2 separate regions of the Homo sapiens genome follow, and region 1 is linked to region 2. A link is a loop called in an ENCODE intact Hi-C map of the cell type or tissue named here. Cell type or tissue: dorsolateral prefrontal cortex. All regions are shown on one strand. Each heading gives the region's core, and the rest is flanking DNA. Links, peaks and the distances in the headings are about the cores only.

Region 1 (2,500 bases), core at 1-2,500, 1.0 Mb before region 2:
AGCTGATGCCTATCCTCATCCTGATTCTCGTGTCAGCTCTCAGCCAGCTCATGGTCTCCAGTCCACCCTACAGTCTGAGTCCAAGACCGTGAGTACATGGGTGAGGCCGGGCCATGGGCAGACAAGGGGCTTTAAATTCTCAGCCCCATCAGGGGCCTTCTTTCCCATCCTGATCCAGCCAGTGTGCGATCATAATGCAGAAACCTGGCTTCGAATCAAGAAAATATACTTTCTCTATTCAACTAGGACTCTTAAGCTTTTTAGGATTATGGTCCCCTAAGAAATTGCAGCGAGAGCTACAGAACTTTTCCCTAAAACTATGCACACATGTGCACACACACATACACACACACGATACACATGTACACACACACACAATACATGCACACACATAATACACATGCACACATACACGCACACATATACACACAGAGTTTTGCATATAATTTCGGCGGCTTTGTGACTCTTCCCTGCCCATCTCCCCTGCCAACCCTGACGAAGAACCTCTGCTCCTCGGCTCTGGTTGGGCTTCCTGAGGCTGTGGAAAGAACAGGGCACTAGAGTCAGACAGAGCAAGCATGGCTTAGAATCCCAGCTTCTCCACTAAGAAGCTGTGTGACCCTAAACAAGTTATATAACCTTGGTTTCCTCATCTATAAAATGGGAATTATAACATCCACCTGCTGTGGAAATTAATGAGTAATGCATATAAAATGTCTGGCCCACTAGAAATGCTCAACAATATTAGTTTAATGAATGCTTAGTCTCGACTGCCAGGAGTGAACTTGAGGACATTTCATGAGCCGTTAGGGGGTCAGCTCCCCTCACTGATGTCCAGCACCTGGCCCAGGGTCAGCTACACAGTGGGTGCACATCTTCAGTGGGGTGGGTCCCCCTCTCCCAAAAGGTGGCCACCTCTGGCTGGGAGCTGGCAGGACCCTTCTCAGCCAGCAGGGGGCAGAGTCGGTCCACTGGACCCTGGCCGCCGGCTCAGGCTCCCTGTGGCCAGATGCCAGCCCTTTTCCCTGCAACTGGAGAGATGTGAGGAGCAGAGGACTAGGGCAGGGACTGTTGTCCCCAGAGCACTGGTCCTGTCTGGGTGTCAAGGCTCTTCCCACAGCTGACAGAGCCTGTGATTGGAGCTGGGAGGATAAGGCTCCCTGGAGCCCTTCCTGTCATTTTGTTCCTAAGCCTCTTAACCCTACACTGGGAACTCCTAGATAGGCAGGCAAGCACTCAGCAACAATTGGCTTAGGGGATGAATGGGGAGATGGAGGCACAGAGGCAGAGCCCAGATTCCCTCTCAGGTCTCCAGTTCCCTAGACCAGGCCTCTCCCCAAAGGCCCCAGGTCAGCAGTGTGGTAAGCAGGGATCTAAAGGCAGGGCGTCCTGCGGTCTGGGCCACGTGTGTGGGAGGACGCTGCCTTTTCCTCAGACTCTCCTTTCAGGGAGTGTGCGGGTCCCTGCTCTGGTTTGAGAGGGAACCAACTACTCCTCTGGTCTGTGCGGCACCTCCTGTCTTGGGGCCCATACCCCTAGAGTGCCCTGGGCATGGGGACCCGCACCCACTTTGAACCTGGTATTTCTGGCCAGGTCCGTGGGCCACATCCACAGGCGAGTCACTGACCACCTGGGTGTCGTCTACTATGTGGGAGACACTTTCTCCGAAGAGTACACAGGCTCCAGCCTCAAAACAGTCGAGCGGAATGTGGAAGATGATTATATCGCCAACCTCCGGAACAACTGCTGGAAGGAGAAGCAGCAGAGTGAGTGTGGGGGGAAGGCGGGGGCTGTATTTGGGAGGTGGCTTGGGATGAAGCTGGAAAGCAGGGGAAGGAGAGAGCCCTGCTCACCCTGTGCTCTGAGGGCCCAGCCCCTGGCACTGCCCTGCACCAGCCACCTCCCAGACAAGAGCTGGTCTCCACTCCTGTGTTTCTCCGGGGCTGGGAGCCAGGGGCCACCTGGTAGTTTCCTCAGGTTCCCGTAAATCACTGCCATCAGCCCAGCATGTTGGCTGCCAGAGGTGAGTGTGTAGAGATGGACTGGAGCGGATGGATCCCTGGCCACCCCCTGACTGTGCTCCTGGATCTGTCTGTGGGACCCTGGGGAGGCCTGACCAGGATGACAGGGTCTCACCTTGGCTGGCCTCACTGCATTCTAGAGAAAGGCGCCTCTGTCACCCTCGCCCACATAAGGACTGTAGTCTCTGCTCCTCCATGGTCTTCCTAATGGGAGGCCAGCCCTGCCCAAGCCCCGGGCATGTACCAGCTTTCCTCCGCCCTCCACAGCCCTCGCAGGCTTCCTTGCAGGCTTCGGGAGGTACTGGGTGTGCACTAACCCTGTCCCATTGCTTTGCAGAGGAAGGCTTGCTGTACCGGGCACGCTACTTTGGCGACACAGATATGTACCACAGAGCACAGAAGATGGGCACCCCCAGCTGCAGCCGACTGTCAGAGGTGCAGGCCTCCCTGCATGGATAGTCCTGGGCCAGCCACACCAC
Region 2 (5,883 bases), core at 1,867-4,366:
GGTTACAGGCAGGCAGGTGAGGCTGAGGGGAGCTGGGACAGCACGAGGGACAAAGCCGTAGGATTCAGTGAGGGCAGCAGATCAGGGCTATTTCTGGTCCAGCCCCAAGACCATGACCCATGTCTGTGAAGCTCCGGTGCTTTGTCACTTGATTGCTTTTACTTCATGCAGAGTCCTGAGTTGTTTGTAGTCATTGTTATCTTTATCTTTGGAGAATGTGCATGTATGTGAGTGAGTGAGACAGTTTCAGGACACCTGCTTAGAGAATCAGAGGTGCCAGGAGCCCTCTTCCAGAGCTCTGAGGCTGAGGTCTTTCTCCAAATGGAGGAGGCGCCAGCCACTTGGGGATTTGCTGGTTGCTAGGGCTGAGTTCAGGAAGGGGCTCTGGGGATGGCCTCCATCATGAAAGCAGAAAGCCGTGGGAGGAAACAGGTTGCTAATGCATCCGTGGGGCTGCTTCCCGGACAATGTGGGCTTGTCTTCTCCTCCAGGATCTAGGCGGATGGCGGTGGTAATGTCTAGCTTGGGGACAAGATGAGTCAGGTACTGTTGGGCACACAGCTTCCCAGGGAATGTTTGAGGCTTTGGGGGATCAGGGAAGGAACAGGAGAATGGGGGTCCAGAGCCCTGAGCTCTGAGTCTGCCCTGGCCCCTGACCAGCAGGCCCTTCAGTGACCAGGTAATAAAAACATTTACCCTGACAGATGATCAGAAAAGAGGGAGATTGGGTCAAGAAAGGGAAGTAGAGAGGAAACAGAATAAAAGTGTTTTCACAATACCTACTTCATAGCAGCGGACTCCAGGGAGGGGAGGGATGGGGAGGCTGGGGTGGGCAGGCCTCAGAAATTGGCTGGGTTCCTGTCCCTTGCCTGAAGTTATCCTGAACATTGCTTTTGATAAGTGCTATAGGAGCGGAAAGGTAATTTTTTCTAGCCTTCATGAGGTAGGGTAGACACCTGAAACAATCTTGAGATTGAGAAGAGAAAAACAAACAGAAGTTTAGTAATGTGTATATGTCATGTGCACTTGGGAAATACTCAGAGAAATAAGTAAATCTCCAAAAACCACGGCTTTGAGTTCAGGCTTAAATGCCATCTTCAACTGAAACAAAGAAAGAAGGCCCAGCTGTGGGGATGTGGGCAGGAAAAGCTTAGTCAACAAGGGGAAGGTTGGTCTTGCAGACTGAAGTCCATGCCTTCTCCATTGGTGTTTCTAGTGATTAGAGACATCTTTCTCTTCCTGGTGCAGACAGGGAGACACCCTGATGTATGATTTCTTTTAAAGATGTAAGTTTCTCTTTCAAAGGGTAAGTTTTCCTTTTGTTCTTAGAGCTTCTCCTGTGTCTGCAGTTTCTCAAAATAACCAGCTCAGAATTATTCTTATGCCAAGGAGCCATATTTTGGGTGGCCTATTCTGGTCTGGTCTCCTACAGTCATAAGTTTGCGGTAGTGTGTCCTGAACCCCATCTGTGTCTAGGAATGCAGTGGCCATGCTTTTCTGCCTTGATAGCTCCCAACTCTGTATCTGGCTGGGGCATATGAGGCATTGCAACCGAGTGGATTCAATGACAACAACCATCTGTGCTCAAGTATTGTTGGAGAAGGTCAGGGAAAATATTTGTAAATGGTAAAGTACTACATCCATTAGGCATCTTTATTCTTATACATGAGGAGAAAAAGAGGAGGAGGATAAGAAGGAGAAGAGAAGGAAGGAAAACTCCAAATGGCCAAAGCACTTTCCACTGGATCGACATTTTACAATCCTTAATCCTTTGAAAAAGCACCCTGGCCGGGCGCAGTGGCTTGCGCCTGTAATCCCAAGCGCGATTATTTTGGGAGGCCAAGGCGGGCAGATCACGAGGTCAGGAGTTTGAGATCAGTATGGCCAACATGGTGAAACCCCATCTCTACTAAAACTACAAAAAAAAAAAAAATAGCTGAGCATGGTGGTGGGCACCTGTAATCCCAGCTACTCGGGGTGCTGATGCAGGAGAATTGCTTGAACCCAGGAAGGCGGAGGGTGCAGTGAGCCGAGATTGCGCTACTGCACTCCAGCCTGGGCAACAAGAGCGAGACTCTGTCTCAAAAAAAAAAAAAAAAAAGATAGAAAGAAAAAGAAAAAGAAAAGAAAAAGCACCTTGTTTCTCCTTGGTTTGGAAATGCCCTGAAAGGTTCTGAGTGCTGGCAGAAGCCATCCCAGTATCACAAGAGGACCAGCTCCAGGCCCAGGGAACTGGAGGATGAGATGCCAAGGCTGGCCAGGGTGGCCGATAGGGAAGCCTCTTGGCTTGGTGGTCAGAACTGGGCCCTGGAGCCAGACAGACCTGGGCTAGGATGCTTTTTATGTGGCCCTACGAAGTCAAGCCTCAGTTTTCTCATCTGTAAAGGGGGTGAGAATAACAACCTAACAGCCTTCTAGGAGGCACAGAGTAGGTGTATGGATTGCTGTTAAAGACGGTGAGCCAGAGGACACAGCTCCCGCTCTGCCTCCAGCCCCCTGACGGCCGCCCCCATCCCGTAGAATCCACCACACACCATGAGGTCGGTGCAATTGTCAGCCCCGTTTAGCTTATGCGGAAACTGGGGCACAAAGAGGTTAGTACCTCATTCAGAGTCACACAGCTAGTCAGCGGCAGAGCCAAAATTCACATGGTTGCCTTTCTGCCTCCAGAACCCACCCAGGAGACTCCATGAAAAGTGGTTGGGAGTGGGGGTCACACAAGCCCTCATCTTTAAGACTGGAGCCCTACAGGCTCTCCTCTTCTTCTCTTCCCCAGGGTCTGTTGACCTGCAGGCGACATAACAATCAGGAAGAGTCAGAATATTTTTCACAGGCTCCTTTTGGGGGAGGGTGCGGGGCGTTGGGGCGGGGGGGCGGTGCGACGGGCGGAGCGGAGAGCGCCAGGCATAAGGCTCATGGGCCGATGCTGCCATCTCGTGGAACTTCTCTATCAGTGCAATGCTCACAGATTGGGGTCACTCACTCACTACGGTCTTTCTTTCCAGGGTTACTGGATACCCGTGCGAGGCACGAGGATTCTGAGAGATAGGGTTAGTAGTTATGGTGATAAAGCCATAACTACGGACTCATAACTTCTCTGCTTCCACATCACTAATTTATTTTTTAAGAGCCAGGGTATTGCTCTGTCACCCAGGCTGGAGTGCAGTGGCATGATTGTAGCTCACAGCAGCGTCCAGCTCCTGAGCTCAAGTAATCCTCCCGTCTCAGCCTCCCCGAGTAGCTGGAACTACAGGTGCAGGCCACCACTCCCGGCTAATTAAAAAAAATTTTATTCAGAAATGGGGGTCTCACTATGTTGCCCAGGCTGGTCTCAAACTCTTGGCTTCAAGTGATCCTCCCACCTTAGCCCCCCAAGATGCTGGGATTACAGGCGTGAGCCACCACGGATGGCCCACATCACTGATTCGAATTCCAGTCCCCTTTCTGATTCTAGCCACCTCTCCTTGCTGTGTGCTGGTCAGTGGCTCCCTCCAGGAACGTTCTGGACTTCCGGGAGATGCCAGCACTGACTCCTCTGTCTTCCCTTCATCCATCAAGCATGTCCTTCCTTCTATCTTCAGGCAGCTTAGATCCCAAGGTTCACCATGTCAGTAACATCTTCGCAGTACCCTGAACTCCCATGTCCCTCATCTCCCCGTGGCAGCGTGGGCCCACCCTGGGGGAGCCCAGCTACAGCTGACAAATGATCCTCACTGGAGAGTCCCCAGCAGACCAGCGAGTCTGCTTGGAACTCACAGTTATCAACGCCAGATGGGCCTGAGGATTCCCTGCAGTTCTACCACGTGTCTTGGCTCCTGCTTGCTGTAAGAACTGTTGCCATCTTCCTCCTCCACTTGGCCCAGGGCCCTGAACACATCCCTCCCGGAGATGGTCTTTACGGAGAAAACAGAGTCCACCAGTTAGGGATGTTCCCATTTGTCAGCGCCAATCTATCTCTTGCTCCACAGTTACAACAGGGAAATTGCTCCACGTCCCCTCCCCGTTTTTCTTTGGTATCCTTGTTTGGGTTCTTTTTATGGAAGTACCACCTACATAGAGACTAGTGTGCAGATCGTAAGTGTAGAGTTCATGAATGATCACAGAATGGTGACGTCTGTTCCACCAGCACCCGGAACAAGAAAGTGAACGCTCTTAAAGCCCCAGAAGCTGCTCTCCTCTGATTACTATGTGTACAAAACAAACGACCCCCAAATGTAGTGGTGCCAAAAAAAATTTGTTATGGCACAGATTCTGTGGGTTGGGAAATGGACAGGGCAGGATGAGCATGCCTTGTCTCTGTGCTGCGCCCCCACTCGCCCCCCATGGCTGTGGCCTCGGCTGGAAGACCCAAAGGTTGGGAGTTGGAATCATCTGAAAGTGTCCTCCCTTTCTTGTGTCTGGCAGTTGATGCTGGTTGTTGGCTGGGCTTCCACTGGGATTACTGTCCACAGCTCCTTCAAGTGGCCTCTTTCTGTGCCTTCTTAGGCTTAAGGAAATACAGGGTGTTTTTAGGATCCAGCCTTGGGAGTTATGCATGGCCACTTCTGCTGTACTCTGTTGGTCAAGGAGTCACTGAGGTCCACCCAGGATCCAGGGGGAGGGGACATAGACTTCAACTCTTGATGGAAGAGTGCCAAGGTCAAGTTGGAAGAAAAGCATGTCAAGTGGTACATATTATTGCAGTGATAGTTGGAAAATATAATCTGCTATGATGGTCATATGATCTTTGTCTTTATTCTATTAATGTGGTAAATTTACATTAATTGATTTTCAAATGTTAAATCAGCCTTGCATTTCTGGAATAAACCCAGCTTGATTATGATGTATCGCTTTTTAAAAATATTACTCTGGCCAGGTGCAGTGACTCATGCCTGTAATCCCAGTGCTTTGGGAGACTGGAAAAAGAGGATTGCTTGAGGCCAGGAGTTTAAGACTACCCTGGCAGCATGGTAAGATTTTGTTTCTACAAAATAAATAAATAAATAAATAAATAAATAAACAAACAAATAAATAATTTAAACAATGTGTTGCTTAATTCTACCTGTTAGTATTTTGCTTGGGATTTTTGTATCTTTGTTCATGAGATAGTTTGGTCCATGGCTTTCTTTTCTTGTAATGTGTGTTTTGTTTTTGGTTTTTGCCTTAATGTGTATTTTCCTAATTTTAGTGGAATTACACTAGCTTCATTTTGAATAGTGTTTCTATGATATATCTTTCTTCATTCTTATAATTTTATCAGATATCCTTATATGTAGGGCATGTTTACGGTAAATGGGGCATATACTTAAGAAAAAATCCACTCTAACTATCTTTACCTTTAACTTGAAGTCTTTTGTCCATTTATATTTAATATAATTACTGGTAGACAGATATATTTGAGTTTAATGCTACTACTTTTTTCCCAACAGCACACCTTGTCTATGTTCCTTTTTTCCCCTCCTTTCTTGTCTCTTTTTGGATTGATCAATTTAAAAAACTATTTCTTTCTCACTTCTATAAGTTAAATATTCTCTAGAGCTTATATTTATCCATACATGATTTACTAGACTCTAATATCAATTAGTACATTTCCCACTTTCCCAGGTGTTGCAGGTACCTTAGAATACCTTAATTACACTTACCCTGACCCAACTTTTGTGTTACCATTTTAACATAATTTAATTTACATTATTTTAAAACTCATAAGATATTACTTTTTTTCTTTTTTACAGTTCATATTAATTTCTATTTACTCACATATTTACCCATTCTCATTGTTTCTCATTCCTTCCTGCATTTGCTTCTTCCTGGAGTCATTTCTGTAAGCGCAAAAGGCTCCCATTAGTATTTCTTTCTAATGTCAGTCTTTTAGCAATGAAGTTTCTCAATTTTTGTTGGCCTGGA

What was found. Hi-C counts contacts between places; a loop is a spot of excess contacts. Peaks named below come from ENCODE experiments on the same cell type or tissue, not always from the same donor. Only the 100,000 strongest peaks of a DNase experiment are listed, where the experiment ranks them.
Region 1: a loop joins it to region 2, with 3 times the contacts of the local background. A loop is called at or near these places in 10 of 110 quality-filtered maps.

What each region holds. Positions count from the first base shown.
Region 1 is chr10:72,335,790-72,338,289 of GRCh38, reverse strand. DNAJB12 (DnaJ heat shock protein family (Hsp40) member B12) reads left to right here. Exons shown (of 9, transcript NM_017626.7): 6 at 1-88; 7 at 1,594-1,766; 8 at 2,359-2,500. The coding sequence ends at 2,480. Among named protein-coding and RNA genes, the nearest start is that of DNAJB12, 18 kb to the left of the region's middle. RefSeq lists an enhancer at 2,384-2,500. In dorsolateral prefrontal cortex, for the core only: CTCF peaks have their summits at 733 and 939 (motif pointing right); a DNase peak (open chromatin) is centred at 989; H3K27ac peaks cover 2,039 bases.
Region 2 is chr10:71,311,525-71,317,407 of GRCh38, reverse strand. No RefSeq gene overlaps it. Among named protein-coding and RNA genes, the nearest start is that of SLC29A3, 4.8 kb to the left of the region's middle. In dorsolateral prefrontal cortex, for the core only: CTCF peaks have their summits at 2,754 and 2,954 (motif pointing left); DNase peaks (open chromatin) are centred at 2,957 and 3,837; H3K4me3 peaks cover 1,942 bases; H3K27ac peaks cover 1,071 bases.